2 separate regions of the Homo sapiens genome follow, and region 1 is linked to region 2. The links are chromatin loops, found by intact Hi-C in ENCODE. Cell type or tissue: ascending aorta. All regions are shown on one strand. Each heading gives the region's core, and the rest is flanking DNA. Links, peaks and the distances in the headings are about the cores only.

Evidence for each region. Hi-C counts contacts between places; a loop is a spot of excess contacts. Peaks named below come from ENCODE experiments on the same cell type or tissue, not always from the same donor. Only the 100,000 strongest peaks of a DNase experiment are listed, where the experiment ranks them.
Region 1: a loop joins it to region 2, with 2.0 times the contacts of the local background. A loop is called at or near these places in 5 of 110 quality-filtered maps.

Annotation. Positions count from the first base shown.
Region 1 is chr17:44,574,540-44,590,892 of GRCh38, forward strand. No RefSeq gene overlaps it. Among named protein-coding and RNA genes, the nearest start is that of FZD2, 25 kb to the left of the region's middle. RefSeq lists an enhancer at 12,754-13,319. In ascending aorta, for the core only: a CTCF peak has its summit at 7,509 (motif pointing right); a DNase peak (open chromatin) is centred at 10,212; H3K27ac peaks cover 3,007 bases.
Region 2 is chr17:44,526,015-44,542,367 of GRCh38, forward strand. It overlaps LOC105371791 (a long non-coding RNA gene), which reads left to right and starts at 10,226. Exons shown (of 3, transcript XR_934779.2): 1 at 10,226-10,378; 2 at 10,741-10,850; 3 at 11,811-11,843. RefSeq lists enhancers at 7,400-7,904, 7,905-8,408, 13,750-14,744. In ascending aorta, for the core only: a CTCF peak has its summit at 7,683 (motif pointing right); a DNase peak (open chromatin) is centred at 7,687; H3K4me3 peaks cover 643 bases; H3K27ac peaks cover 1,704 bases.

The sequences.
Region 1 (16,353 bases), core at 4,312-12,311, 48 kb after region 2:
AGGAGGAAAGGTGTAACAAGCCATTTTGTCCATTTGAAGCAATTACTCAAACTGCTCCCACCAAGACCAGAATGTTTCAATGATGTCTGTGAGCAGGCACCAGTTAGGAGGTTATTATAATAATCTGGAACGTAAGGACAAGAACCTGAACTGGAGAGACAGCAGTGAACAGATAAGAGAAAGCAAGAGACAGAAACAAGGTATTTTCATGAAAAAGAGCAATATCACTTGGAAACTAAATAGAGGGAAAGGAGAGAAGGATTAATCAATGCCAAGGCCGTTGTTGGATGTAATCAGGTTATCTCCAGTTGGATCACCCCATGGGCAGCTACAACCAACGAATCTAAAACTTAACAGATTTAGGCCACCTGTTACATTCAGTGGTTCTGTCACTCCCTCAGCCATCTGCATTTGAAACTTTAGATGGTCTTTGATTCTACTCATATGTTCTTTCTTTCCTTTTTTTTTCTTTCTTTCTTTTTTTTTTTTTTTTTTTTTTTTTTTTTTTTTTTGAGATGGAGTCTTGCTCTGTCACCCAGGCAGGAGTGCAGTGGTATGATCTTGGCTCACTGCAACCTCTGTCTCCCAGGTTCAAGAGATTCTCCTGCCTCGGCTTCCCGAGTAGCTGGGACTACAGGTGTGTACCACCACACCCAGCTAATTTTTGTATTTTTAGCAGAGACAGGGTTTCACCATGTTGGCCAGGCTGGTCTTGAACTCCTGACTTCAAATGATCCGCCTGCCTTGCAAGTGTTAGGATTACAGGCGTGAGCCACTGCGCCCGGCCCATTTGCTCTTTCTTAGTTCCAGTAAATCACCAAATCCTACTGATGTTTCCTTTAAAAATGTCTCTTAAAATACACCCCATTCTTTTATTTCTAGTGCTCCTACACTGGTTTAGGATCTCAGAGATTCTAGCCAGCACTCGTCTTAGTTCTGCCTTCAGCCTTCTCTGCTTCAATCCATGCCACACACAGCTGCCACATAATCTTGCCAAAACACCACTTTAAACATGCTACCTCACTTGCCAAAAAAAAAAAAAAAATACACCCATGACTTCTGTCATGTGGGAAATTATCTTGCTGCAATAGTAGCCTCCAAGTTCATGACCACAGAGCTATCTCTGAGGTCACACAACAGAAAGGCTCCTAGACAAAGCTAAAATGCTCGAATCACATGGTTTATTAAATCAACTTAAAACACAGAGCAAGATGCAAGGGAAAAGGGATGGGGCTATTTAACCAAGTTAGGGTAGGGTGCAAGCTAGGTGGAAGGACCATACTACCTGAATCTAGGGTGCACAGGTTCATCTGTTTTGTATCTTTTTCTATTGCATCTCCTTCCCTGATGAGGATGTTACAAGGGCCAGCGTTGACATTTAAGCAGGGGTACCCACAGATAGATGTCCTGGTCCAATGACACACTTGCTTTTTCAGACAGAGGAAGTCAAGTTTGCAGGGGCGTAGCTGTAGCTTGCTAATTAGTTTGATGAGCAGCCACGATTATATTTGTATATCTTGAGCAGAGGGCACATGGGCCAGAATAAATGTCACCAATAGATTGAATTAAAACCTCGTGTGGGAGGAGGGAGAGCATCAGGAAGAATAGCTCAGGGATGCTGTGCTTAATACCTAGGTGAAGGGATGATCTGCACAGCAAACCACCATGGCACACGTTTACCTATGTAACAAACCTGCACATCCTGCATACATACCCCTAAACTCAGAAGTTGGAAATTAAAAAAAAAAAAAAAACCTCATGAGAGGGGCCAGGCGCTGTGGCTCACACCTGTAATTCCAGCACTTTGGGAGGCCAAGGCAGGCAGATTGCTTTGAGTTCACGAGACCAGCATGGACAACACAGCAAAACCCCATCTCTACTAAAAATACAAAAAAAATTTAGCCAAGAGTGATGGTGCATGCCTGTAATCCTAGTTACTCAGGAGGCTGAGGTGGGAGGATGGCCTGGAAGGCAGAGGTTGCAGTGAGCTGAGATCACACCACTGCACTTCAGCTTGGGAAACAGAGCCAGACCCTGCCTCAAAAAAAAAAAAAAAAAACCTTATGAGAGGTGATGGATATGCTAATTACCCTGATTTGATGGTTACACAATGTGTATATGTATCAAAACATCACACTGTACCCCATAAATATGTACAATTATTATGTGTCAATTAAAATCAAACTTATTTTTTAAAAAACCTCACGGGCCAGGTGCGGTGGCTCATACCTGTAATCCCAGCACTTTGGGAGGCGGAGCAGGCAGATTGCTTGAGCCCAAGAGTTTGAGACCAGCTTGGGCAACATGGCGAAACCCCACCTCTACTAAAAATACAAAAATTAGCTGGGCCTGGTGGCGCGTGCCTGTAGTCACAGCTACTTGGGAGGCTGAAGTGGGAGGATCACTTAAGCCTGGGAGGCAGAGGTTGCAGTGAGTCATGATTGCGCCACTACACTCTAGCCTGAGCGACAGAAAAAGACTGTCTCAAAACAAAAATAAAAACAAAAACAGGCCAGGCATGGTGGCTCATGCCTGTAATCCCAGCACTTTGGGAAGCTGAGGCAGGCGGATCACGAGGTCAGGAGATCGAGACCATTCTGGCTAATACGGCAAAACCCCGTCTCTACTAAAAATACAAAAAAATTAGCTGGGTGTGGTGGCAGTCACCTGTAATCCCAGCTACTCCAGAGGCTGAGGCAGGGGAATCGCTTGAACCTGGTAGGCGGAGGTTGCAGTGAGCCAAAATCGTGCCATTGTGCCACCGTACCCCAGCCTGGGTGACAGTGAAACTCCATCTAAAAAAAAAAAAACACACACACACACATCCGGGCACGGTGGCTCACACCTGTAATCCCAGCACTTTGGGAGGCCGAGGTGGGTGGATCACCTGAGGTCGGGAGTTCAAGACCAGCCTGACCAAAATGGAGAAACCCCGTCTCTACTAAAAATACAAAATTAGCCAGGGTGGTGGCACATGCCTGTACTCAGGAGGCTGAGGCAGGAGAATCGCTTGAACCCAGGAGGCGGAGGTTGCGGTGAGCCGAGATCGTGCCATTGCACTCCAGCCTGGACAAAAAGAGCGAAACTCCATCTCAAAAAAAACAAAACAAAATCTCATGAATATTGAGTGCTCATACATATTTGGTGTCTCCTGAATATTAGTGCCTTTGGTGTATTTAGTGCTTTGTATGTCTTACGCATGTTTAGGATATTAGGAATCTTTAGTACCTTTTGTGCATTTAGTATAGCATGGCTGTTTAGTACCCAGGTGCCTCATGAATGTTAGGCATCTCTTGGTCCTTTCTATGTTTAACACACAGATGCTCTACTTGCTAACTATTTAACACACCGTTCTGCCTATGTCTAAAAAACATTTTGTTGAAACATCTTAAAATGTTTCACCCATGTTTTCCAAACTACACACTTATCTTTTCTAGCAGGGTTGAGTATTCTCAGGGTAAATTTACATTACAGTCTTCTCTTTGCCACATGAACTAAGCCCCTGATCTACTCCCTCCTGCCTCAAATTGCTTCCTCCTTCAATCTTTTCAATCTCAGAAGTGGCATTTCCTGATCTCAGAGTCAGCGTTGTCTTCAAACACTCTTAACTCTCCTCATACCCAATTCAGCCACATCTCACACTTCTATTCCTAAAATAGACTTTCATGTACTTCTGTCTGTCTCCACTGCCACCCCAGTCCAAGCCACCACCAATCTTCTGAGATAACTGGAATTTGGTTCTCTCTCTGCTCTTGGCCACTTCAATCCTGTTCCACACAACAGCCCAGAATGCTCTTTCCCCAACATCAGTTGGATCCCCTGCTTTAACTGTTCGGTAGTTTCCCATTGTATTTAGGATCAAATCCAAAGTTCTTAATTTTGGTGTATGAGAGTCTGAATGGCAGACTGTGTTACCTCTCTAGCCCCATCTCAGCACCAGATGGAGTTTCACCATGTTGGCCAGGATAGTCTTGATCTCCTAACCTCAGGTGATCCACCCACTTCGGCCTCCCAAAGTGCTGGGATTACAGATGTGAGCCACCGCACCCAGCCTCAGCACCTGTCTTGCTTTAGTAATACTTCACAGGATCTTTAGTTTCTTCCTTATGGCTTTCGCAAATCCAGTTTTGTTTTGTACCCCCCCCCCTTTTTTTTTTTGAGATGGAGTCTCGCTCTGTCGCCCAGGCTGGAGAGCAGTGGTGCCATCTCAGCTCACTGCAAGCACTGCCTGCTGGGTTCAAGTGATTCTTGTGCCTCAGCCTCCCGAGTAGCTGAGATTACAGTCATGCGCTACCACGCCCGGCTAATTTTTGTATTTTTAGTAGAAACGGGGTTTCACCATGTTGGCCAGGCTGGTCTTGAACTCTTGGCCTCAGGTGATCTGGCCACCTCAGCTTCCCAAAGTGCTGGGATTACAGGTGTGAGCCACCGTGCCCAGCCTTGTTTTGCTTTATTTTTAAGAGACAGAGTCTTTCCCGGTCACCCAGGCTGGAGTGTAGTAGTGAGCTCATAGTTCAGTGTAACCTTGAACGCCTCAGCCACCTGAGTAGCTAGGACTACAGGTGCTCGCCACCACACTAGCTATTTATTTATTTTTAGAGATGGGGTCTTGCTGTGTTGCCCAGTCTGGCCTCAAATTCCTGGCCTCAAGGAATTGTCTTGCCTCAGTCTCCCAAACTTTTAGTGAGTTATTTAGCCTCTCTGATTCTCAACATTTCTCACTTATGAAATGGGGATAGAGATAAGTGTCTCACAAGTTGCTGTGAGGATCCAGTAGGAATAGGTCCTGGAAAGCCCCTGGCAGGTAACTGACCAAAGCGTTCAGTAAACCCTTGTTCCTGCTCACTGCTTTCAGGGCCAGCACATTTCCTCTACTCCTCTGCCTGCCCTGCACCTCATTCTTCTCAACCTCAGTAGGTCCCTCAAGGTCATGTCTTCAGGGAGCCCCGGAGCCCCCTTCAGCCCAGCCCCTGATGAATGCCCACGCCTCAAACTCTTTAGCTTCTCATTTCCAGTTTGTGGAATGTACTATGGTAACTGTTTTCTGTTTGTTTAAATCTTTCATGCGTCTGTCCTGTTTCTTTAACTAGATCCCAAACACCTTTGGCAAGAGGCTTCCCATCTCACAGCTTCTCGTATTCCTCCTAGTACCTGGCTCAGTGCCCTACGTAGAGATATTCAACTTAGATGCATCTAATGTGTGTGAGTGCCAACGGGATGCCAGGCACTGTGCTTGGCCTCCATGTTAATTATCACCTAACTTCATTTTTTATGATAATCCTGCCAGGTAAGTATTGCTATGCCTGTTGTGAAAACGGAGCTTCAGCGATTTAGTCATTTGCTTAAGGGCACCCAGTTAACAAACAGTAGCCTTTTAACTCTCTGGTTTATAGCCTGGTACATAGTAGATACTCAATAAATACTTGTTAGTGCTCTTTCCATTATACCATGTTGCCTTTTTGGGGGAATAGTTATTCATAGGGCAGATGAATAATTTTCATCGTGTTCTCAATTCTTACCCACCTCTGCACCCCCCACAAGAGCTTAGCTGAAAATCTCCTATCCTTGATTCTGTACCCTAAAGTTCTTCCAGGGTCCTGCAACCCTAATTCTCATTTCCTGTTATTCTAATTCAGTTTCCTATTAGTGCCACATCTGTTTGCTAAGTTCTCATAGAGCCTGAAGCAGGATACCCATCTGTCTCCCCACAAACCCCGTCCTCTCTTTCTTCCAAAGCTTCTCTTCCTCATGGTCCCCCTTCCTCTGTTCTCCATCTATCCCTGCTTTAATTCAAGTTGTTAATTCAGGTTGTGCCCTGTTGGAGGAATCTCCATAGCATTATCTGCTTCTGCTGCTTATGATGATGATGATGATGATGATGATGATGATGAGAGGGAGTCTTGCTCTGTCGCCCAGGCTGGAATGCAGTGGTGCGATCACAGCTCACTGCATCCTCAAACTCCTGGGCTCAAGCGATCCTCCTGCCTCAGCCTCCCAAGTAGCTGGGACTACAGACAGTCATGTGCCACCAAGCCAGGGTAATTTTTTACTTTTTGTAGAGATGGGGTCTCTCCATGTTGCCTAGGATGGACTCGAACTCCTGAGCTCAATTAAGAAATAACACCCCTACCTGGGAATGCCCTCTAAACTACAGCACTTAAGTCTAGGAGGTGCCTAGAGTTCTTTGGGGTGGGCGTTTGGGCAAGTTATGTCCCCTCTCCTGGCCTGAATTTCCTCACATGTAAAATGGTACTGCTTGTTAACACCTATCAAGTCCCTATGTAAGGTACGTAAGGTACATTAGCATTGCATGTATGATGAAAAGTCAGTCATAGCAGATGCTTACACAGCATCTACTGTGTGCCACACACGATGCCAAGTGCTTTATATATATTTATTCACTTAATCCTCACAACAACCCTATGAAAATGTTATTATTAACCCTATTTCACAGGTGAAAAACAGAGGTCTCCAAATTAAGTAATTCACCCTGGATCACCCCTGACGGCAGTGAAGCTGGGTTTCAAATTCTGGCAGTTCTGGGCTCCAGAGTCCCTGTCTTAACCACTGCCCTATACTTCCTCTTATTACCTCATAAAATGAGGGGGGCTAGTTAAAAATAATCCCCTAGCATTTTTATAGCACTTTTCTAATTCTAAAGCACTGTTCACATTCTGTGCCCTATTTGATCTTCACAACAACCCTAAGGGAAGGCATTATTAGCCCAATTTATGGGGCAAGAACTGAGACTTATTAGAAGGGTCATGTGTCCAAGGGCTCACAGCTGACAAAGACAGATTCAGTACTCAAATCCAGGACCATCCGTTCCCACTGCCCCTTCTGCTATGCCTGGGATCTCAGACGCCAAACAATACTTTCTGTCCTTTCATTTTTCTTTTCCTTTTTTGAGACAGTGTCTCACTCAGTCGCTCAGGCTGGAGTGCAGTGTCGATCATAGCTAACTGCAGCCTCGAACTCCTGGGCTCAAGCAGTCCTTCTGCCTCTATCCTCCAAAGCGCTGGGACTACAGGTGCACACCAGGGCACCCAGCTCATCCTGTCCTTTCCAAGGCTCTTGCAGCTCCAGCATCATACACTGTTTTTTTCTCTCTGCGTTTCTTTAAAGAGGATGCAGTGTTCCCTGAAAGAATCCACCACCCTGGCCAGGCGCGGTGGCTCACGCCTGTAATCCCAGCACTTTGGGAGGCCGAGGTGGGCGGATCACCTGAGGTCAGAAGTTCAAGACCAGCCTGAGCAACATGGAGAAACCCCGTCTCTACTGAAAATACAAAATTAGCCGGGCATGGTGGCTCATATCTGTAATTCCAGCTACTCGGGAGACTGAGGCAGGAGAATCACTTGAACCCAGGTGGCCAAGTTTGCAGTGAGCCGAGATCAAGCCATTGCACTCCAGCTTGGGCAACAAGAGTGAAATTCTGTCTTAAAAAAAAATCCCCCACCCTGTCACCTCCCCCCGAGCCCTGCACAGCGCATGCTCACAAACAGCAGCAGGGGGTGCTGTAGATGAACACACAGGCACTGCCAGGCGGGCACCCTGTTGGAGGAATCTCCATGGCACTTGCTGCTGCTGATTATTATTATTATTATTAGACAGGGTCTCGCTACGTCGCCCAGGCTGGAATGCAGTGGTGCGATCACAGCTCGCTGCATCCTCAAACTCCTCGGCTCAGGTGATCCTCCCACCTCAGCCTCCCAAGTAGCTGAGACTACAGACAGGTATGTGCCACCATGCTGGGCTAATTTTTTACTTTTTGTAGAGGTGGGGTCTCGCCAGGTTGCCCAGGATGGGCTCAAACTCCTGAGCTCAAGCAATCTGCCTGCCTCAGCCTCCCAAAGTGCTGAGATTACAGGTGTGAGCCACTGCAGATGTTTTTTTAGCAAGTACCGCTTGTACGTAGTATAAAATTTAAAAGGTACAAATGAATATGCAATGTACCTGCCTCCCAGCTGTGCAGTTCCCCTTCCTGGAGCAAGCTGAGGAAGTTTTGTAGTGTTTCATTCTAGAGACAGTTTATGCTTATATAAGCAAGTATATATTGTTTTCCACGTCAATGTTAGCATACAAACATGCACATATTATTTTTTATGCCTCACACAAATGATATCGTACTATACACACTATTCTTCCCCTAGCTTTTTCAAAGTAATTTATCTTGCAGATTAATCCATATCATAATTCATAATATTTAATTGAATAGGTTAACTATAATCAATTTTACCAGCCCTCTATTTTCTAATCCTGTACAGTTACAAGCAAAGCTGCAATAAATACATTTCTCCCTAAATCGCTTTGCACGTGTGCATTTCTGCAGGATAGATCCCCAGAAGTGAACCTGCTTACCTGAAATGGCATGCATTTGTAATGTTGATCAATACTGCTAAATCACCTTGCACAGAAGCTACCCATTTACAGCTGCAATCGGGGGGCACACAAGTCTGTTTCCTACACCCTCACCAACTCAGAATTTTATCAAGCTTTCTGATCTTTGCCTATCCTATAGGTAAAAGATGGTTTCTCACTGCAGTTGTTTTTTGTTTGTTTGTTTGTTTGTTTTCTGAGACAGAGTCTTGCTCTGTCGCCCAGGCTGGAGTGCAGTGGCGCGATGTTGGCTCACTGCAAGCTCCGCCTCCCGGGTTCATGCCATTCTCCTGCCTTAGCCTCCTGGTAGCTGGGACTACAGGCACCCACCACCACGCCTGGCTAATTTTTTTGGTATTTTTAGTAGAGACGGGGTTTCACAGTGTTAGCCAGGATGGTCTCGATCTCCTGACCTCATGATCCGCCCGCCTCAGCCTCCCAAAGTGCTGGGATTACAGGCGTGAGCCACTGCACCCAGCCCTCACTGCAGATTTGATTGCATTTCTCTTATAATAAGTGCTTCCTGATTTCTGAGATTCATTAATACAATGCATAAATAATTAGCAGGTACCTCCAGGCACTGTGTTGGGGTAAACTCCTCCATCTGTCCCTGGTCCAACTCACTGTGTCATTTCCTGCCTGCCCTGTACTGTCTTGCCTTGTTGCATCCGTTAGGAAGCCATTTTCATGGCTTGGCCATCCTCAGCAAGTCAAGGAGGGGTGACCTCACTTGACCTCTTGTAGAGGGTTAGGAGTGAGGAGAATGTGTTTTTTTTTGTTTTTTGTTTTTGTCTGTTTGTTCTTGTTTTTACCTTTTCTTTGTTTCTCAATAATAATTTCTGCAACCCAATTAAGCAAAGCTGAGGGATGGGGCACAGGTTTTTTTTGTTTGTTTGTTTGTTTGTTTTTCTAGAGACAGGGTCTCACTCTCTCACCTAGGTTGGAATGCAGTGCCACAATCATAGCTCATGCAACCTCGACCTCCTGGGCTCAAGCCATCCTCCTACCTTGGCCTCCCAAGGTGTTGGGATTATGGGTGTGAGCCACTGCACCTGGCCCAGGCACATTTGTCTTGTGGTCAGAGTTACCCCTGAGTCCAAGGGCTTCCCAGAGTCACTCAGTCCAGTGGGCCACTCAGTGCTTCGGTCTTCTCATCCTAACCCCTCTGTGGTGTCAGGATGGTGGACAAAGAGCAGGTAGCTGGACACTTGGCTGTGTTCAGCGGATGTTGTTTGCTTCATGACTGGCAGGTTGAAACTTCCTCAGATTAGGTGCCAGCTAAACATAAAATGTGTTTGCTAGCAGCGCTTTTAGATTAAAGTAAGACCAAGAAAAAGCTAGGGTTCCTGTTCCCTTCTGTGTGGGAAACCTTTGCAGGTTTCTTTGCAGTGCAGAGCACTTCACCTTGACAGGAGGGAGTCCTGGCCCACCAGGCAGAGTAACTGCTTGCTCACCTGCCTGCTTCATAAACCTGTGATCAACCTGAGGCTCACACCTTATTGAGGCCTCCTCAGAATAAGGGCAGAATCAACACCTGGGAACTTTGAATGACTCTCTTCCCGGTTCCAGTTCCCAAGAACGGCAACCTGAAGGAGCCCACATCTTTCTTTGGCAGCTTAACTAATGTAATGAGACCTGCAGTTCATCCACAGCCTGAAATTTTCCTCCTAAAGCGCGCTTTTAATCCAGTCACTTGTAGAGGTTCCCCGTGGCCTACTAAATGAAGTGCAAATTCCTTAGCTTGGAATTTAAGGGCCTCCGTGATATGGCTCTGGTCTACATTCCCAGTCCCTTTTTCCACTACCTCACGCTCCAGACTGACTCAGTGTTTCCCCGTGTGCCCACGTTCCCACCCTGCGCCTTCGCCCCAGTCGTCCTTTCTCTGCCCAGAACATGTACCCCTGCTCCTCTGCCATGGCGGATGCCCTCCTCTCTCTCTCTTTTCCCAGCCATGCTTTGTTTAGAAAGTAAGAATAATGAGGTTTTTCTTTTTAAGAAAAATATAGGCCGGGCATGGTGGCTCACGCCTATAATCCCAGCACTGTGGGAGGCTGAGGCAGATGGATCACTTTGAGGTCAGGAGTTCAAGACCAGCCTGGCCAACATGGTGAAACCCTGTCTCTACTAAAAATACAAAAATTAGCCGGGCATGGTGGTGGAAGCCTATAATCCCAGCTACTCAGGAGGCTGAGGCAGGAGAATCGCTTGAACCCAGGAGGCGGAGGTTATAGTCAGCCGAGATTTCCCCACTGCACTTCAGCCTGGGAGACAGAGCAAGACTCTGTCTAAAAAATAAAAATTATATATATATATATATATATATATATATATATATATATATAAATTTCCCATATCCTTCAGGGTCTTTCTCAAAGGTAACTGGCCCACAGCTGCCTGCTCATCCCACGTCTCAGGGGATGATCTTTCCTGGCCTGGCTCCCACTCAGGCTTCGTTTCTCCACCTCTCATGTCTCAAGTCCCCTCTATCTTGCATCCTCGTTCCTGCCCCACCCCAGTGAGCGCTGGAGAGCCAAACAGGTGTCTGTCATCTATGCACTGTCTACCGCTGATCAGTATCAGCCAATCGTCTGATCTGAGTCACTCTGAAATTGGAGACTCCTCCCCTGCTGCCACCTCCTCTTTCTGCTTTGAGTATGAGAAATGGGAAGAGTTTGGAACCTGTCACTGCAACCGCTGCTGCCACCCCTTCAAGTCCTTCCCTATGAGGGCTCTCCTTTTAACTCACAGCCTCCCCTCTAAAGTCAGGAGATGAGGTCAGCCCTGAACCCCACCCTATGTCCCATCCCCCAGCCGACACAAACACCACAGAGATCAATGGGGACCTGTGTTCTAGGCTTGGGATGAAACTGTCCCGTTTGCTCTTTTCCTGAGGTAGGTACCATGGTTACGTGTCTGGCCGGAACATTTGTTCACTTTGAGTTCTTGGAATGAATGCGCCAGAAAAGGGAGAAATCAAAAGCCATCTCTTCTGTGGCCCTGGTCTCTTGCGTGTGCAGATAGGCATGGTCACCTCTCTGCTAATGACCTGTGTGGTATTAGGTGGTGATGTATGCACTGGCGAGGCTGGAGGAAGACAACCTGGCCCTTCTCCAGGGCTTGCTTCTGGCACCTTCTGCAGAGCAAAGAGTGGGACCTTGGAGTTAGAATACCTGAGTCCTAGTTCTTACTCCACCATTCGTTCCATAGCAGATGCCCTTGACCAAGGTCCTTAATCCCCCTCAGCCTAAAAATAGAAAATAGTTATATTTTCTTTACCTTCTACATGGGCTTTTCTGAGCATCAAAAGAGAAAATGTATGTGAGAGTGTTGTGCAAATTATTATTATTATTTTTAGACAGAGCCTTGCTCTGTCTCCCAGGCTGGAGTGCAGCAGCACTATCTTGGTTACTGCAACCTCCGCCTCCTGGGTTCAAGCGATTCTCCTGCCTCAGCCTCCGAAGTAGCTGGGGCTACTGGCACGCACCACCCCGCCTGGCTAACTTTTTTGTATTTTTACTAGAGAGGGGGTTTTACCATGTTGGCCAGGCTGGTCTCAAACTCCTGACCTCAGGTGATCCTCCTGCCTCGGCCTCCCAAAGTGCTGGGATTACAGGCATGAGCCACCCTGCCTGGCCACAAATTATATATATATATTTGAGACGAAGTCTCGCTCTGTCGCCAGGCTGGAGTGCAGTGCTGCGATCTCGGCTCACTGCAACCTCCGCCTCCCGGGTTCACGCCATTCTCCTGCCTCGACTTCCCAAGTAGCTGGGACTACAGACGCACACCACCATGCCCAGCTAATTTTTGTATTTTTAGTAGAGACCGCGTTTCATCACGTTGGCCAGGACGATCTTGATCTCTTGACCTCGTGATCTGCTCACCTCGGCCTCCCAAAGTGCTGAGATTACAGGTGTGAGCCACTGTGCCCGGCCTTTAGCCTCTTGTGTTGAATGCCATACCAATCCAGCCTTCTTTGCCACACAGACCTCCTTGGTTCCTTTTCCTTTGGTGTCTTCCTGCCCTGATTCTTTTTTTTTTTTTTTTTTTTTTTTGAGACAGAGTCTCACTCTGTCGCCAGGCTGGAGTGTAGTTGTCCAATCTCGGCTTACTGCAACCTCCACCTCCCTGGTTCAAGCGATTCTCCTGCCTCAGCCTCCTGAGTAGCTGGAACTACAGGCGCCTGCCACCACACCCAGCTAATTTTTGTATTTTTAGTAGAGGTGGGGTTTCACCATGTTAGCCAGGATGGTCTCGATCTCTTGACCTCGTGTTCCGCCCACCTCAGCCTCCCAAAGTGCTGGGATTACAGGCGTGAGCCACTGCACCCAGCCCTGATTCTTAACTCCCTAAGAGTTCTGGGCTTAAAAGTTGCCCCATATTTCCAGCATTTTGCACCTCTGACCCATCGCTTTAGCTGGGTTCCCCATGAGATTGCCTATGCTGAAAAAAATAACTGGATCTGGGGCCGGTGGGGAGTGCACAGAAAGGCACCAGTGTGACCTCCACATTTGTGAGATTGAGGACACCCAATGAGAATCCAGGCTGAGAGAGGCCATGGGCATGACCAGCCAGGGAGCTGCAGCACTTGACAGATAACATTGTTAGACTGTGACTCACTCTCTGCAGTCTGGAAAGCTCAACCTCTCTGCTTGGCCTTCCCAGGAGGGCCACTCAGATCATGCAACCCTCTGAGCTCCAGGTTGGGCAGGCAGAGCGGGGGCCTCTTAATTCCAGAGCTGGACTGTTTCCTCCCCTTCACCCCACATGGAAAATCCCACATGTTAAAAGGTTATGTGTTGGGAGCCTGCAGGGAGAAAAAAACTTGCCCCGTTTGTGCTTTCCAAGAGAGAAGCAGGAGCCATCGGAGCTCCTGACCCTGTCCAGGACCCTGTCCTCTGCTGACCCACGGTGGGGACCCAAACCCAAGCTCTGGGGTTATTTTCTTCCTTTGCTGAAGGCTGTTCCTCGACCTTGAGGCACTCACATCACTCTCTCCTCATTCCCCTCTCCTCCTTCCCTCTCAGGTTTCTCTCCATCATTCTACTGTTTTTATTTTATTTTATTATATATTATTTATTTATTGAGACAGAGTCTCACTCTGTCTGGAGTACAATGGTGCAATCTTGGCTCACTTCAACCTTTGCCTCTCGGGTTCAAGCAGTTCTCCTGCCTCAGCCTCCCAAGTAGCTGGGATTACAGGTATCTGCCATCAAGCCTGGCTGATTTTTTGTATTTTTAGTAGAGACCGGGTTTTGCCAATGTTGGCCAGGCTAGTCACAAACTCCTGACCTCAGGCTAGTCACGAACACCTGCCTCGGCCTCTCAAAGTGCTGAGATTACAGGCGTGAGCCGCCGCGCCCAGACTTTATTTTTATTCATATTTTGAGACACGGTCTTGCCCTATTGCCCAGGCTGGAGTGGAGTGGTGTGAAGACAGCTCACTGTAGCCTTGACCTCCTAGGCTCAAGCGATCTTCCCACCTCAGCCTCTCAAGTAGCTAGAACCACAGGTACACGCCACGATGCCTAGCTAATTATTTTTTCAATTTTGTAGAGATGGGGTCTCGCCATGTTGCCCAGGCTGGTCTTGAACTCCTGGGTTCAAGCAATCCTCCCACCTCGGCCTCCCAAAATACTGGGATTACAGGCATCAGCCACGGCACCCAGCATTCTCCTGTTTCCCATCAACCATATCAGCCCATCAAATCTTTCACAATACAAGAAGGGTGGGTGGGGAGGGGGAAGAGTTTTCCTTTTCCGTCTTACTCCTTTTTCTTCTTTGGATTCCCTATATTTTGGGTGTCGGTAGAAGTCTGAAATGCAAATAAGAATGTCCCACTCTGAAGGCACAGGGAGGGGCTGCTGAATTATTACCCTCTAAATTCTAGCACGTTAGACAGTTCTGGTCTCCTTGCATTCTTGGAGGATGCAAGGACCTGACTGTAATGTGCGGGGGAGACAGTTTGGTCTCTGGGAACCCCCAGTCTGGTGGAGGAACTTAGACTAAAGCAATGGAAGACTGACAGAGCAATATGGTCACAATTGCAAATCCTTCAAAATGCCGGTGCTACAGAGAATAATCAGCATTGTGGCATGACTGTCCAGAAGCAAGTTTTGAACCATTCTGAATAACGGAAGTCCCAGGATCCTTTATTTAAAAAAAAAAAAGTGTAGAGACAGGGTCTTGTTATGTTGTCCAGGCTGGCCTTGAACTGCTGGTCTCAAGCAATTCTTCTGCCTTAGCCTCTCAAGGTGCTGGGATTACAGGCATGAGCCCCTGCACCTGGCCACTCACCCAGGTTTCTTGAAGCAGTATTTTCTCTTCTTTGGGATTAGCCAAGGGCATCTGGAGAAGCAATGAGAACTACCTCCTTTGAGGGGAGAGCGGCCACTTGCACACAGGCTGGGACACCATCTCATAGCTAATAATGACGTTGGTGTGGTCATTTTTCCCAGCTACACAAGCACAAGTCACTTACCACTCACAACCACCCTGTAGGGCGGGTGGCTATGATCACCCCCATTTTCTAAGTGAGGTTCTAAGAAATGAAATCACTGGCAGCTGGCTCACTGATTTGGGGCCAAGCCCAGGTCTTCTGAACGTAAGTCTAGTGGTTATTCTGCTATGCTGCTTGGTCACTTATGAGGCTGGTGTCTAGAGTCATTACTGAGTCTCCAAGTCCCCACTGTCTGCCCCATCCTTGACCCACACAAGTGCCCTGTTCAGTGTTCTGAGGGAAGGCGGAAAGACTCATGCTCAGGACTCAGGCTTCCCAGGCTCCTCATGCTGTTCCTAGGCTTGGTTTGACACCTCTCTTCCCCTATCCTGCCTACCCCTCCCACCCACACCCTCCTAGCCCCAGCTGACTTAGAGGCAGGGAGAGGGAGGCAAGGCCAGAAGGCTTTTGTTTTTCTACGATGGAGAGATGACTGAAATCCCGCCATCTCCCGCAGAAGACAGAGGCAGCTCTGGATTTCCTGTTGCTCTCAACACGGGCCAGATAATTGGAGACAGATTTTGGACTTGGGTTGGGAGGTGAAGTTTGAAATACAGTCGTCAGGCCTCCTGTAAGTTCGTGTGTGTGAGTGCACACTGCTTGGTTGGGGTTTTTTATTAGCTATATGTGTATCTGTGTGTGTGTGCAGATACTTGTATTGGAAATAGTGTATTGTGTCTAGTGTGTGCATGTGTGTTTGTGTGTATTGTATCTAGTGTGTTCATGTGTGTATTGTGTCTAGTGTGTGCATGTGCGTTTGTATGTATTGTGTCTAGTGTGTTCATGTGTGTTTGTGTATTGTGTCTAGTGTGTGCATGTGTGTGTATTGTGTCTAGTGTGTGCATGTGTGTTTGTATGTATTGTGTCTAGTGTGTTCATGTGTGTTTGTGTATTGTGTCTAGTGTGTGCATGTGTTTGTATATGTTGTGTCTAGTGTGTTCATGTGTGTTTGTGTATTGTCTAGTGTGTGCATGTGTGTGTGTACTGTGTCTAGTGTGTTCATGTGTGTTTGTGTATTGTCTAGTGTGTGCATGTGTGTTTGTGTATACCGTGTCTAGTGTGTGCATGTGTGTATGTATTATGTCTAGTGTGTGCATGTGTGTTTGTATTATGTCTAGTGTGTGCATGTGTGTTTGTATGTATTATGTCTAGTGTGTGCATGTGTGTTTGTATGGTGTCTAGTGTGTGCATGTGTGTTTGTATTGTGTCTAGTGTGTTCATGTGTGTTTGTATTGTGTCTAGTGTGCATGTGTGTTTGTGTGTATTGTGTCTAGTGTGTTCATGTGTGTTTGTGTATTGTGTCTAGTGTGTGCATGTGTTTGTGTGTATTGTGTCTAGTGTGTTCACGTGTTTGTATTGTCTAGTGTGTGTGTATTGTGTCTAGTGTGTTCATGTGTGTTTGTGTATTGTCTAGTGTGTGCATGTGTGTGTATTGTGTCTAGTGTGCATGTGTGTGTATTGTGTCTAGTGTGTTC
Region 2 (16,353 bases), core at 4,515-12,514:
GAGTATTGCTTGAGCCAGGATTTTGAACCCAGCCTGGGCAAAACAGCAAGACCCCATTTTATTTTATTTAAAATACTTTTTTTTTAAAGGAAAGAACAAGAGAATGTGGCAAGGTGAAGATTTGAAAAGATAATGGCTGAGAATTTCCCAATTCTGATGGAGCATCAATCCACAAGTTCTGGAAGCGTGAAGAATTCTAAGCAGGATAAATAAAATAGAATCTACATGCAGATACATCACAATGAAATGTCAGAATTCTGAATACAGAAAGAAAAAAAATTTTATTTTGAGAGAAAGTCTCACTCCATCACCCAGGTTGGAGTGCAGTGGCGTGATCTCAGCTCATGATCTCAGCTCACTGCAACCTCTGCCTTCAGGTTCAAGAGATTCTCCTGCCTCAGCATCCCGAGTAGCTGGGATTACAGGTGCCCACCACCACATCCAGCTAATTTTTGTATTTTTAGTAGTCACGGGGTTTCACTGTGTTGGCCAGGCTGGTCTTGACTCCTGACCTCGAGTGATCTACCCACCATGGCCTCCCAAAGTGCTAGGTGGCATGAGCCACTGCGCCTGGCCTGAATATAGAAAGAAAATCTTAAGAGCAGCCTTCTCAACAACAGCAATAATGGAAGCCATAAGCCAGTAGAATGATATCTTGAACATACTGAAAGAAAATAACTTCCAACCTAGAATTCAAGAGTAAATGTTCTTTTCTTTTCTTTCTTTCTTTTTTATTTTGAGATGGAGTCTTTCTCTGTCACCCAAGCTGGAGTGCAATGACATGATCTCAGCTCACCGTAACCTCTGCCTCCCGGGTTCAAGTGGGGCAGCCTACTCCTGCCCCAGCCTCCCAAGTAGCTGGGATTACAGGCACCCACCACCACGCCCAGCTAATTTTTGTAGAGACGGAGTTTCACCATGTTGATCAGTCTGGTCTCGAACTCCTGACCCTCAGGTGATCCACCTGCCTCGGCCTCCCAAAGTGCTGTTATTACAGGTGTGAGCCACCACACCCAGCCAAGACTGAATTTTCAAACAAGTAAAAACTAAAACAGTTTGCTATCAGCCTCACTGAAGTGCCTCATGAAAAAAATTCTAAAGGATGCAATTCAGGCAGAAGGAAAGGGATCCCAGATGGAAGGTCTGAGATGCAAGAAGGGATGAGGATTTGTACACAAATGTTCATGGCAGTATGATTCATAATAGCCAAAAAGTGGAAGCAACTCAATGTCCATCAACAGATGAATGGATAAACAAAATGTGGTATATCCATACAACGGAATATTATACAGCCATAAAGAGGAATGAAGTGTTGATACATGTTATGACATGGATGGACTTTGAAAACATTATATTAAGTGAAAGAATCCAGACACAAAAGGCCACATATTACATGTTCCATTTATGTGAAATGTCCAGAGTAGGCAAATCCACAGAAACAGAAGGTACACTTGTGGTTGCCAGAGAGGGGGGGAGGAGGGAGGAATGGCAAATAATAGGTACAGGATTTCTTTTGAGAGTGATAAAAATGTTACGGAATTAGATAGTGGTAATGGTTGTACAACCTTGTCAATATACTAAAAGCCACTGAATCGTACACTTCAAATGGTGAATATTATTATTATTATTATTATTATTATTATTATTATTTTGAGATGGAGTCTTGCTCTGTTGCCCAGGCTGGAGTACAGTGGTGTGATCTCAGCTCAATGCAAGCTCTGCCTCTGGGTTCAAGCAATTCTACTGCATCAGCCTCCCAAGTAGCTGGTGAGAGGTGACAGCGTGCTGGCCGTCCTCACAGCCCTCGCTTGCTCTCGGCGCCTCCTCTGCCTGGGCTCCCACTTTGGCGGCACTTGAGGAGCCCTTCAGCCCACCGCTGCACTGTGGGAGCCCCTTTCTGGGCTGGCCAAGGCCAGAGCCAGTTCCCTCAGCTTGCAGGGAGGTGTGGAGGGAGAGGCGCGAGCGGGAACCGGGGCTGGGTGCCGTGCTTGCAGGCCAGCTGGATGTCCGGGTGGGCGTGGGCTTGGTGGGCCCTGCACTCGGAGCAGCCGGCCGGCCCTGCCGGCCCTGCCGGCCCGGGGCAATGAGGGGTTTAGCACCCGGGCCAGCGGCTACGGAGGCTGTACTTGGTCCCCAAGCAGTGCCAGCTCACCGGCCCTGGGCTCGATTTCTCACCCGGCCTTAGCTGCCTTCCCGCGGGGCAGGGCTCGGGACCTGCAGCCCACCATGTCTGAGCCTCCCACCCCCTCCATGGGCTCCTGTGCGCCCGAGCCTCCCCGACGAGTGCCACTCCCTGCTCCACCATGCCCAGTCCCATCGACCACCCAAGGGCTGACGAGTGGGAGCGCACGGCGCGGGACTGGCAGGCAGCTCCACCTGCAGCCCCGGTGCAGGATCCACTGGGTGAAGCTAGCTGGGCTCCTGAGTCTGGTGGGGACGTGGAGAATCTTTACGTCTAGCTCAGGGATTGTAAATACACCAATCGGCACTCTGTATCTAGCTCAAGGTTTGTAAGCACACCAATCAGCACCCTGTGTCTAGCTCAGGGTTTGTGAGTGCACCAGTTGACACTCTGTATCTAGCTGCTCTGGTGGGGCCTTGGAGAACCTTTGTGTCATACTCCGTATCTAACTAATCTGATAGGGACGTGGAGAACCTTTGTATCTAGCTCAGGGATTGTAAACGCACCAATCAGTGCCCTGTCAAAACAGACCACTCAGCTCTACCAATCAGCAGGACATGGGTGGGGCCAGATAAGAGAATAAAAGCAGGCTGCCCGAGCCAAGAGTGGCAACCCACTTGGGTCCTGTTCCACACTGTGGAAGCTTTGTTCTTTTGATTTTTGCAATAAATCTTGCTACTGCTCACTCTTTGGGTCCACACTGCTTTTATGAGCTGTAACACTCACTGCAAAGGTCTGCAGCTTCACTCCTGAAGCCAGCGAGACCACGAGCCCACCGGGAGGAACGAACAACCCAGACGCGCTGCCTTAAGAGCTGTAACACTCACCGGGAAGGTCTGCAGCTTCACTCCTGAGCCAGCGAGACCACAAACCCACCAGAAGGAAGAAACTCCTAACACATCCGAACATCAGAAGGAACAAACTCCAGACGTGCCACCTTAAGAGCTGTAACACTCACCGTGAGGGTCCGCGGCTTCATTCTTGAAGTCAGTGAGACCAAGAACCCACCAATTCCAGACACACTGGGATTACAGGTGTCCACCACTATGCCCAGCTAATTTTTTTTTTTTTTTTTTGTATTTTTAGTAGAGACAAGGTTTCACTTTGTTGGCCAGGCTGGTCTCGAACTCCTGATCTCAAGTAATCCTCCCACCTTGGCCTCTCCGTGCTGGGATTACAGGTGTAAGCCACCATGCCCAGCCTAAAATGGTGAATTACATCACAATAAAAAAAATAATTTTAAGGCCGGGCATGGTGGTCACACCTGTAATCCCAGCACTTTGGGAGGCCAAGGCGGGGGGATCATGAGGTCAAGAGATTGAGACCATCCTGGCCAACATGGTGAAACTCCATCTCTACTAAAAATACAAAAATTAGCTGGGCCTGGTGGCGCACACCTGTAGTCCAAGTTACTCGGGAGGCTGAGGCAGGAGAATCACTTGAACCTGGGAGGCAGAGGTTGCAGTGAGCTAAGATTGCGCCACTGCACTCCAGCCTGGTGACAGAGTGAGACTCCGTCTCAAAATAATAATAACCATAATAATAATTTTAAAAAGAAATGAAGAGTACAGATATGTAGATGAATCTAAACAAGTACTGACTACATAAACAGTAGTAATGGTGTCCAGTGAGGTTAAAAAAAGAATGTACAACATAAATGATGTAATGAAGTTAGTGTTCTAGGATCCAAGAGGAAGGTAAGTAAAGGAAGTAAGCGAACTTTAAACCTCACCTATCTGTGACAGTGGAACCTAGGAAAGGCTGAGTTGTCTAAGGAGTGTGGGAGAGAGCCAGGAACCTCAGCACACACCTGAGTCAGCATAAGGAAGTGCAACCAGCAGGGAACAGGACAGGGGCCTCTTCCAGCAGGGCCATTAACAGGCCACCGGTTTTACCACCACCGTGACCCTAGGCCTCTTCCTAAGCTCCCTGAACCTTAGCTTCTGTGGTGGACAGATGTTTCTACCTTCTGGCATTCACCACCATCATGAAATCCCCTCCCTTGATTGTGGGTGGGACCCATGACTTGCTGCTTTTTTTTTTTTTTTTTTGTTAAAAAGAGATGGGGGGTCTCACTATTTTGCCCAGGCTAGTCTTGAACTCCTGAACTCCTGAGTTCAAGCGGTCCTCCTGTCTCCGCCTCCCAAGTAACTGGGATTATAGGCACATGCCGCCACTGTGCCTGGCTCCATGACTTGCTTCTAACCAATAGAATATGGCAAAAGGGATGAGATGTCACTCGATTTCATTACATTTTATAAGACTCCTTGCTGGCCAACTCACTCTAGAGACTCTCCTTGCTGGCTTAGTGAAGCGAGCAGCCAGGTTGGGTGTGATGGTTAGTTTCATGCATCAACCTGGCTAGGCTGTAGGTCCCAATTATTCTATCAAACACTAATCTAGGTGTTGCTGTGATGGTATTTTATAGATGTGGTTAATAGCCACAATCAGTTGACCATAAATAAAGATTATTTTCAACAGGCTGGGTGCAGTGGCTCACACTTGTAATCTCAGCTGGGAGCCGAGGTGGGAGGATGCCTTGAGCGCAGGAGTTCAAGACCAGCCTGGGCAACACGGCAAAACCTCATCTCTGCAAAAAATACAAAAGTTAGCTAAATGTGGTGGTGTGCACCTGTAGTCCCAGCTACTCAGGAGGCTGAGGCAGGAGGATCAATTAAGCCCAGGAGGTCAAGGCTGCAGTGAGCCGTGATCACACCAATGCATTCCAGCCTGGGTAACAGAACGAGACTCTGTCTCAAAAAAAAAAAAAAAAAAAGATTATTCTCGACTACGGGGATGGGCCTCATCCAATCAGTTGAAAGGACTAAAGAACAAAACTAAAGCTTCCCTAAGAAAGGGAAGAGGAAGTTCTGCCACAAGACTCCAGCATCAGCTCCTGCCTGAGAGTTTCCAGTCTGCCAGTCTCCTGTGGATTTCAGACTTGCGGGCCCCTACAGTTGCATAAGCCAGTTCCTTGGAATAAATGTCTTGCTGTGTTTGTATGTTTGCATCCTACTGTTTCTCTGAAGGACCCCGACTGATACCTTGGGAAAGCCCACGTGGAAAGGATTCACTTTCAGTTAACACCCAGCAAGAAGCTGGAACCCTTGGTCCTGTACCCATGAGGAAATGAATTCTGCCAACAACTTGAATGAATTTGGAAGCACATTTTCCAGTCAAAGCTCCAGATGAGACCATGGTCTAGCCAACACCTTGAATGCAGCCTCACAAGTCCTTGGGTGGAGAACCCAGCTAAGCCATGCCTGGACACTTCTCCATTAGTCAAAGAAGGAAAATAATAATAGTCGTCTCACAGGGCCATTCTTGGGCTTAAGTGAGACAATCCAACAGTGTGCTCGGCACAGTGCATGCCACATATCTAGTTCCTGACAGGGTGCAGGACACAGTACCCCAAAACATGGTACCTTGGCGATCACTCTTCTAGGTCCAAGCGATCCTCCCACCTCAGCCTCCAGAGGTCACACTGACCTTCTCTGGCCTTTCTGTGTGAGCACTATCTATAAAATAATTCTCTGACCTATCTCCTCTGAAATTAGGTCATAAGACCCACATGCGACAGATGTTCTGCACCATACCTGGGGAATGGTGGGGGAGGAGGTTGAAGGAAAGTCATATAGAGGCACACGCACACAAAAAGAACCTGAAAAGCTGGGCACGGTGGCTCATGCCTGTAATCCCAGCACTTTGGGAGGCTGAGGTGGGCAGATCATGAGGTCAGGAGTTGAAGACCAGCCTGGGCATCATGGTAAAACCCCGTCTCTACTTAAAATACAGAAATTAGCTGGGTGTGGTGGCGGGTGCTTGTAATCCCAGCTACTCAGGAGGCTGAGGCAAGAGAATTGCTTCAACCCGGGAGGTGGAGGTTGCAGTGAGCCGAGATCACGCCACTGCACTCCAGCCTGGGTGACAGAGCAAGACTCCGTCTCGGGAAAAAAAAAAAAAAGAACCTGAAAAGATAGGTCTTCCTGAGTTCTCTCCCAGTTTATTTCCATCAGATCATACCCCTTTTCCTCTAATCATGTTTTTCCACAGCTATCCATTTCTTTCTTCAGACTCAGCATAAAAATATACTATTTTCCCTAGGTCTTTGGTCTTCATTTCTGAAGCCTCCTATATCACATAAGACTTTGGTTAAGTAAATTTGTTATGCTTTTATTTTGTTAATCTGTCTTTTATTATAGTGGTGTCAGCTATGAACCTTGTGATGGGTGAAGAAAAGAGATGGCTTTTTCTCCCCGACATGCATGACAAACCAATAAATGTCAACCCTGACTTTTTTTTTGAGATGGAGGCTTGCTCTGTCACCCAGGCTGGAGTGCAGTGGTGCGATCTTGGCTCACTGCAACCTCAGCCTTCCAGGTTCCAGCAGTTCTCCTTCCTTGGCTTCCTGAGTAGCTGGGATTACAAGCACATGCCACCACGCCCAGCGAATTTTTTTGTATTTTTAGTAGAGACGGGGTTTCACCATGTTGGCCAGGCTGGTTTCGAACTCCTGACCTCAAGTGATCTGCCCGCCTTGGCCTCCCAAAGTGTTGGAATTACAGGCGTGAGCCACTGCGCCCAGCCAGCCCTGACTTAAAAAAAAAAAAAATTCTTTAAGCCAGGAGCTGTGGCTCATGCCTGTAATCTCAGCACTTTGGGAGGCTGAGGCAGGCAGATTGCTTGAGCTCAGGAGTTCGAGACCTGCCTGAACAGCATGGCAAAACCCTGTCCCTAAAAAAATACACAAATTAGCCAGGCATGGTGGCACACGCCTGTAGCTACTCGAGTGGCTAAGGCAGGAGGATTGCTTGAGCCAGGGAGGTCAAGGGTGCAGTGAGCCAAGATAATGCCACTTCACTTCAGCCTGGGCAATCAAGCAAGACCCTGTCTCAAAAAAAAAAAAAAAAATTAGCAGCGGTCTGAGAATCAGGAACAGAACTAGGAAGGTCTAGATTCATGGAGCACCCAGGACTTACCATACCTCATGTAAAGGGGAAAATGGCCTTGATTATTTCAGAGAAATAGTAGGAAGTGGTGGTTTTGTGTACACACTCTGCAGTCATACTGGCTCTTCTATGTCAGCTATGTCATGTTATGCTGGTGATTTAAATTTCTCTGTGCCTCAGTTTCCTCATCTGTAAAATAATATAAAATTGCACCTGGCACATCATAGGGCTATACAAGCATTAGCTGTTATTATTATTTGCCTCTAACCCACAGTCCTATAACTCCAAAGGATTACGAGATGAAATAAACTCAATGTAGTACACGTTCATCTACACCAACTGTGAGCAAATAAAGATGAACCAATAGGTGGCTACACTTCAAGACTTGCTCATTTTCTATAAACTTCCTATACTTGTTAAGGGATTCCAATCGTGTGATCCTCCTAGGGGTGCTTGGGAATGGGAAGGACCCTATCTGGCACAGACCTTTTCCCGCACATTTTGTCACCTGCTCCCACTCGTGCTGCTGCCCCAGGTCCCCATGTCCAGCAGAGGGCGCTGTGGCCCTAAAATGCAATCCTCAGATGCTCCCCTCTCCCGCGAGGCCTACCGCTAGCGAGGGAGGCCACCCGCCAGAGGCAGCGGGCCTGACTCCAATCAGACCCTTTGTCCCAACCAGCCCTTTTCTCCAAGCAATGAGCTTGGAGCTCCACATCACCCGCTGCTCGCTGGCTTTTCAAACCTCACGCTGCTCCTTGAAGCGTTTTCTGCAGGCTCCAGCCCTCTAGACCTTCCTTCTTTGAACCCCAGAAGCTTCGCTGCAGCAATGAATCATCCAGGCCTTATGCTGATGTTAGTTTCCAAATTCCGTGGCAGCCCAGCTGTAAACCTCCATCTCGCCCTACAGAGAGCCTCCCGCCACCCACAGCCTGCGCCTCTTCCATCCTATTCCAACTTCTCCAGACAAAACTCACTGGCCCCACCCAGCTCTCACTTCTGCCTCAATCGGCTGGAGGGCAAAGCACTATTTTTCTCATTTAATCTTCCAGCAAACGATTGTTTGGGGCAAGAGGCCTGGCATGGTGGCTCAGGCCTGTAATCCCAGCACTTTGGGAGGCAGGAGGATGGCTTAAGCCCAAGAGTTTCAGGCCAGCCTGGGCAATGTGGTGAGACCCTCTTTTCTACAGACAACTTAAAAATTAGCCAGGCATGGTGGCATGTGCCTATAGTCTCAGCTATTAAGGAGGCTGAGGTGGGAGGACCTCTTGAGCCCAGGAGGTGGAGGTTGCCGTGAGCTGAGATCGTCCCACTGCACTTCAGCCTGGGTGATAGAATGAGAGACCCTGTCATAAATAAATAAATAAATAAATGATTGTTTTGGGCCAAGGTTAGCATCCTGCAAAGATGAAGACAGCCAACCTTTAGTGAGCACCTACTGTATGCCAGGCATTGATCTAAGTTCTTTACCTAATCCTCACAGCAATTCTATGAGAGTTGTTAGGCCTGTTTTACAGAGGAGACAGTTAAGGCACAGAGTGGTTATGGGACATGTCTAAGGTCACACAGCTAGTGATTGAGCCAGTGTTCAAACCCAAGCAGTCTGATTCCAACAATCGGGCTTTTTTTTTTTTTGAGACAGAGCCTCACTCTGTTGCCTAGGCTGGAGTGCAATGGTGCAGTCTCAGCGCACTGCAACCTCTGCCTCCCGGGTTCCAGCGATTCTCCTGCCTCAGGCTCCTGAGTAGCTGGGACTGCAGGTGCCCACCACATGCCTGGCAATTTTTTTGTATTTTTAGTAGAGACAGGGTTTCACCGTGTTGGCCAGGCTGGTCTCGAACTCCTGACCTCAGGTGATCTGCCCGCCTCAGCCTCCCAAAGTGCTGGGATTACAGGCGTAAGCCACTGCGCCCAGCCACCCCCAGCTAATTTTTGTATTTTTAGTAGAGACGGGGTTTTGCCATGTTGGCCAGGCTGGTCTCGAACTTCTGACCTCAGCTGATCCACCCACCTCGGCCTTCCAAAGTGCTGGGAGTATAGTCTGGTTTCTCTTCAGATCGTATAAATCTTTCACCTTTTACCAAAGTGCTGGGATTACAGGTGTGAGTCACCATGCCTGGCCAAACAACTGGGCTTTTTAAACAAGACATTATCTGGACTTAATGTAAGTATAGACACAGGGCTCCATCCCTGTTCTCTAGAACTGTGCTAATATACTACCCACCAGCCACATGACTGTAGAGCACAGGACTAATCCAAGTTGAGATGTGCTGAAAGTGCAAAATACACACTGAATTCTAAGGACTTTTTGAAAAAAATGTAAAATATAGCATTAACAACTTTTATATTGATTACACGTGGAAATGATAGTATTTTGGATCTATTGGGTTAAATAAGATATATTATTAAAATTAATTTTAGCCAGACACGATGGCTCATGCCTGTAATCCCAACACTTCGGGAGGCCAAGCGGGCGGATCGCTTAAACTCAGGAGTTCGAGACCAGCCGGTGCAACATGGTGAAACCCTGTGTCTACAAAAAATACAAAAATTAGCTGGGCATGGTGGCACACACCTGCAATCCCAGCTACTTGTGGGGACTGAGGGCGGGGGAGGATCGCCTGAGTCCAGGAGGTTGAGGCTGCAGTGAACTGTGTTCACACCACTCCACTCCAGCTTGGGTGACAAAGTGAGACCCTGTCTCAAAAAATTAATTTTCCCATAGCTCACAGTAGCCTCAAACTCCTGGGCTCAATCTATCCTCCTGCCTCAGACTCCTCAGTCATTGGGACTAGGACTACAGGTATGCATCACTGTACCCAGCTAACTTTTATGTAGGTTTTTGTTTGTTTTTAACAGGTGAGATCTCACTATGTTGCCCAGGCTGGATAGAACATTTTAAATGGCATCTGTGACTTCCATCTTATTTCTGTGGGGCAGAGCTGCTCTGGGAACTCTCAGCTCAGTGGAAGACAGACAGGATCATTTGAATATTCTAAAGCAGGGGAACATGTGGTCTGTGTTTTAAGAAGTGAGAACAACTTGGTGTAGGAACCTCAGAGGCGGGAACTCCTGAGGGAGAGAGTTTCAGGGAAGCTGTCTCAGCGGATTCCAGGTTCCAGCTGTATTTCTAAAGATTTGTGGGACTCTGCCCTGGGGAGAAGAGCAGAGGGAAACACGAAGGCCAAAACAGCAAAGGCCAGGGAGGCAAGGCCAGCCAGCAGTGGGGCTGGGTGCCCAGTGCTCCTGGGTGAGTGGAGGGAGACAAGGCCTGCTGACCACAAACTGTGAGGGCCTTGACTGTGGGGCCAGACAGAGGGGCTGTCAGCCAGATGGAGCTCCAGACACCTTAGGCTAGGGAGGGTCTGGACCTGGACAGACTACAGAAATTGGTGAGCAGGAATGGGAGGTGGCAGTGAGTGGCAGGGCCCCTGGCTCATTCTCCCTCTGTCCTCATTTCCTTGCTCTGGAGGGGAGGGTGGTGAACAATCTTCTCAGAGGAGGTTAGCTGTGGGAGGACAGCTCCTAAGGAGCATTTCCTGCCTTTGGCTCACAACTGCTTCCTGTCCAGACCTCCCAACACTTGACCCCCATTCAATTCCTTCCTCCCAGGGCAGCTGGGTGGCCACGAGGTCTTCACAGGTCCAGAGACCCGGAGCTTCTCAGCAAGCTGAATGAGGCAGCGTCCCAGGGGTCCAGAAGCCCAGCCTCGCCCGGCGCTGGTGAGGAACTGGAATCCAGGCTTGTACTGAAAGCCTCAGGGATAGATTTGGAGGAGGAAGCCCGAGATGGCGCCTCTCTCCCACCGGCTAGGACCTCAGTTCCCACTTTCCTAGTTACCTCTTCCACCCCCTCACCTCCAGCTGGGAACTTACATCCCTTCTTTCATTTATAGGGCACTTTTAGGCTGGGTGCAGTGGTTCACGCCTGTAATCCTAGCACTTTGGGAGGCCAAGGCAGGCGGATTGCTTGAGCTCAGGAGTTCGAGGCCAGTCTGGGCAACATAGTGAGACCTCGTCTCTATTTTTTTAAATGAAATATAAATATTTTAAAAATTAAAAATTCAAAAAAATGAAAAACAAATGGCACTTTTTCTTCCCAAACAATGGCTGGGGACTTCTGAAGGGAAAGGGAGGCAAATTCCCTAGGAAATAATCATGAGTGATTACTTCTCCAGAAACACCTGAGGCCTCCAATGAACCCCTTCTTTGAGAGTCAATCTGCAGTTTTCTCCCTGGTTCTGAGATGTCAGGCCAGGTTCCAAAGATGTGAGGTTTTTTTTTTTTTTTTTGAGACGGAGTCTCGCTCTGTCGCCCAGCCTCGAGTGCAGTGGCGCGATCTCAGCTCACTGCAAGCTCTGCCTCCCGGGTTCATACCATTCTCCTGCCTCAGCCTCCTGAGTAGCTGGGACTACAGGTGCCCAACACCATGCCCGGCTAATTTCTTTGTATTTTTAGTAGAGTCGGGGTTTCACCATGTTAGCCAGGATGGTCTCGATCTCCTGACCTCGTGATCCACCCGCCTCGGCCTCCCAAAGTGCTGGGATTACAGGCGTGAGCCACCACGCCAGCCTAAGATGTGAGTTTTGAGAGCCCATCACAGGTTGTTAAAAGTGTGTCTGGAGTTGGTTCCTTCCCATGGGTTCTTGGTCTTACAGGCTTCTTGGGTTCTTGGTCTCACAGACTTCAAGAATGAAGCCGTGGACCTTCGCAGTGAGTGTCACAGCTCTTCAAGATGGCATGGACCCAAAGAGTGAGCAGCAGCAAGATTTATTGGGAAAAGCGAAAGAACAAAGCTTCCAAAGCAGGGAAGGGGACCCAAGCGGGTTGGGTCTCCTGGCTGGGAGTGGGGGTGGGGATGGGGGGAGTGGCCAGCTTTTATTCCTTTATTTGTCCCTGCCCACATCCTGCTGATTGGTCCATTTTACAGAGTGCTGATTGGTCTATTTTACAGAGTGCTGATTGCTGCATTCACAATCCTGTAGCTAGACACAGAGCACTGATTGGTGCGTTTTTACAGAGTGCTGATTGGTGCATTTACAATCCTTTAGCTAGCCAAGAAATTCTCCAAGCCCCCACTCCACCCAGAAAGTCCAGCTAGCTTCACCTCTCAAAAGGAGCCAGATCTTTCTCCTTTATCTCTTAAACCTAAGCCATGCCTGCCCACCCCCTAGTGCAGGGTACACTACAATACTTAAAATGGGGAGAGGACTACCCCAAATAACCCAGCCCATCTCAGCTCAACCATGAGCCTCTGCTATGCCTCTAAATCAGTCCTGCCCTCTTCCTTCCATAAATCCTAGAGACCCCTAGGAGATGCCCCTCACCAGCAGCATACCAGCCAGGAATCCCTGAGTCCTCCATAAAAGCCACACTTGGAGCTGAGATGACCCTAGGGGAGGGGGCTTAGTCCCTCTGCCTTGCTCTGCCCCTTAACCACCAGGTAGACCACAAGTGTTTGTTGCACATCATACCCCACTCCCCACAGACCCCCACTTAAGGCCAGGGCAGAATTAAAGGATGGAATTGCTGAAAGAAGGGGTCTTCTCCCCCAGGGATGCTTGGTCTCAGTCCACAGGGAAAGGAAGGTCCTACGGGTGTGGGGAGTGCAGGCCTGGCTGGTCCCCTGCTCTCTGCCAGCTCTAGAGCACCCGCTGTACCGGGGGCTCCCCTTGGTGGGGTCAGGAAAAGTCCACGGGAGACTTGGGGGAGTGGAGGGGAGGGCCCTGGGGAAAATTAATGTGGATCAAGGGCTTGAAGACGTTCCTGACTCTCCCTCCCCTCCCCTACCCCCACCCCCACGCCCGCCTCAGGTGGACCAAATACTGAGGAGTGGATTTGTGTGAGCCTAAACACAAGAGCTCTGGGGTTCTATTTCCTCTTAGTCATTTTCCAAAGCTGCACCACCCTACCACTGCCTGGCTGGTGTGGCATCAGAGGGCTCTAGGTCCCCAGCCCTGCAGAGAAGCCCTTCTGAATGAAGGAGAGGCCCACCAGCCTGGGGAGAAGAGGTGAGTCCCCGACTCCCTCCGAGACAGAGCCTCCTCCCCTTCTCAAGCACCCCGAATCTCTGCACCACCAATTCACCCTCAGATCTGTTTCTTTCTTTTTTTGTTTTGTTTTTTGTTTTGTTTTGTTTTGTTTTGTTTCCCCCGTCGCCCAGGCTGGAGTGCAGTGGCACGATCTCGGCTCATTACAACCTCTGCCTTCCAGGTTCAAGCGATTCTCCTGCCTCAGCCTCCCAAGTAGCTGGGATTACAGGTGTGCGCCACCATGCCTGGCTAATTTTTGTATTTTTAGTAGAGACGGGGTTTCACCGTGTTGGCCAGGCTGGTCTCGAACTCCTGACCTCATGATCCGCCCGCTTCGGCCTCCCCAAGTGCTGGGATTACAGGCGTGAGCCCCAGGTCTCTTTCTTAAAATGTCTTTTCCCTCTATCTTTCCCCTCCCAGTGATCCAAAAGCTACGCCTGATTTGGAGAGGGGGTGGCAAGTGGGAAAGGAGGAGGGAAGGGGCAGTGTGGATCGAGGAGGGGGTCACCCCCACCCTGACCCTGAGCACCCTAGGTTTGGCCCCTCTGGGTGCCTCCCTCTTTGGAGAACTCAGGAAGCCGATGAGCTAGTTTGCGAGCTGGGGGTGGGGCAGTGAGGAGACTGGGGAGGAGGGAGGAGAGGGGAGAGTGATGGGAGCCGCGGCTGGGAGGCTTCGGAAGGTTGAAGGCTGGGTTTGGGAGGTGAGGGCGAGCGTCCCTCTCAGCCCCGTGGGGGGATATGCAAAGAATTGCTAATTGCAACTAAACGAGGCCTCGGCGTGGGGGAAGGGGCAGTCTTGCGGCTGTCAGGGGCTACCGCCTCTTTGAGTGCCCGGGTAAGGCCAGGCCAGCCCGCTCTTCTCATGTAAAGCAGCTTTTTGTCTGGGGGAGCCAGGGCTGGGGCCAGGGGCTGGGGAAGGGGCCCAAGCCATCAGCAAGTTTCTTGTTCCCCAGAAAGGGAGAAGGGTGCCGAGGCCTCCTCAGAGTGAGAATGCCCCCCTCCTTCTCCACTCTCAAGCTTTTTATGTGGGGGTTGATGGGGTGCTGCCCAGCAGGAGGGGGTGGGCCTGGGATCCCAGTACCCCCCTTGCTGGACTGTGGGAAAAAAAAGAGCACAAAGAAGGGGGCTGGCCCCGCTGAGATGGGAGACGGGGCAGCTCTGATCCACGGATGCCCTGAGGCTGAAGTACCCATCCCTGGATCCCCTTCTAGAGAATGTCCCCATTGGCCATGTATCTTATCTGGTCATCTGGGCCCATTTCAGACTTTCTCACCCACTTTGCAAACCCTCCCTAACCTTTGTACTCTGAGGAGATGGATTTTGTGAATCCAAGTTAGTTCCTAACTGAGCCTAACTAGAGGGAGAAGAAGGACTCATACCTTTGGGGAAATCTTTGCTCTAAACATAGGGACCTACGAATAATGCTTCCAGACCCTGGGGCCACATAACCTGTTAGAGACCCAAGAATCTTGCTTTCTAATTCAGATGCCCCCTTTTATGAGCTTCTATAAACTTGGGCAAATTATATCAGCTATTGAGCCTCAGTTTTCTCATCTGTAAAATGGGGACAATATCATCCTCTCAAAATCCTTGTGAAGATATGGAAAGATGCAACGCATCCCGTATGGCAGTCCCTGGTTCTCAGTGTGTCCCCTCCCCTCCCCTGGAACATCTATCAAAAGGATGGATACACACACACAAGCACTTCAGGGATAGTGATACCTCATGTCCATATCACACTTTGCAATTTCCACAATGCACGTGACATCTCTTTCTCTTTTTTCTTCTTTTTGAGACAGAATCTCACTTTGTCGCCCAGGCTGGAGTGCAGTGGCATGATCTCGGCTCACTGCGAACTCCGTCTCCTGGGTTCAAGTGATTCTCTTGCCTCAGCCTCCTGAGTAGCTAGGACTACCACCCACCACCACTCCTGGCTAATTTTTGTATTTTTAGTAGAGACGGGTTTTCACCATGTTGGCCAGGCTGGTCTCAAACTCCTGACCATCAGTGATCCACCCGCCTCAGCCTCCCAAAATGCTGGGATTACAGGCGTGAGCCACAACGCTGGGCCACATGTCATCTCTTAATGATACACTATCTAATCAATGGAACAGACTCTTCTTTTCTATATTTGGTGAAAAAAATCAAGATTCCAAGAGCTTAAGTCAGATCCCCTGACACCTCTGCCAATGCTCATCCCACTCCATGGTGTGGCCTCAGGGATCCCATCTCACAGACTAGACAAATGGAGCCCAAGGCCAGAGCAAAACCAGCCGGAGACTGTCACCGTCCAAGGTATCACCCAGGGTTTCTCAATAGCACAGCTTGTCTTAGTGGCCACCTGCACTCTTCTCCTAAATCAGTGCTTGTGTGGAAACTTTAGGACCATGTGGGTCCCCTTCTCTCAGCTCCACACTGGGGTCCTTGAGAAGCAGAGGGCTGGCTGGAGGATAGGAAGGGTTGTCCCCTCCCCTCCCAGCAGAAAACCTCTGGGATGACACCTTCACTCTGAGAGGCAGCGGGATGACACGGATAGAATCGCTGGGCAAGTCAGTTCTTTCCCTCCTCCCTTTTCCTGCTAGAAGTCCACTTCTTCATCGAGAAATGTCTCCTCCGTTCCTTCCCCCCTCTATTTTGGGGGCCCCGGGGTCTAGCTCCCCATCCCTGTGTGTCGCTCCGGCTGGATCCCCATCCTCCCAGCCCCTCGGCCAAGTGGAGGATGCTGATCTGACTGCCTCCTGCCAGACACCTAGGGCCTCCTGCTCCCAGAGGGTCTTGGCCAAGGGGCTCTGGCGCTGGGCCGGTGCCTTTCTCACTGCCCGGCTCCCTCCTCACAGGCCCCTAATCCATCTCACCCAGCAGGAAGCCCTTAAGCTGCCTTTTCAGCCGCCTTCCCCAGCCCGCTGTGGGCTCTGTGCCTTTCTATACCACCCTTGGCAGGAGCTGTGTTATACAAGCTGGAGAGAGAGGCCCCTGCAAAGAGGTCATCGTGCCTAAGGCGGCTTCCAGCTCCAGCAGCCTCTCCTCCCTGGTCCCCTCCCCAGGGTTCCCCCACTGGTACACTGCCTGGCATCCCTGGGCACTGACAGCCCTGGCTGACTCACATCAAAGCCCCAGACTGGGTCCAGGTGAGAGGAGGGATGCTAGGGGGACAGTGGGCAGAAGGCCAGGGTCTGGGGAAGTGTGGCAGGCAT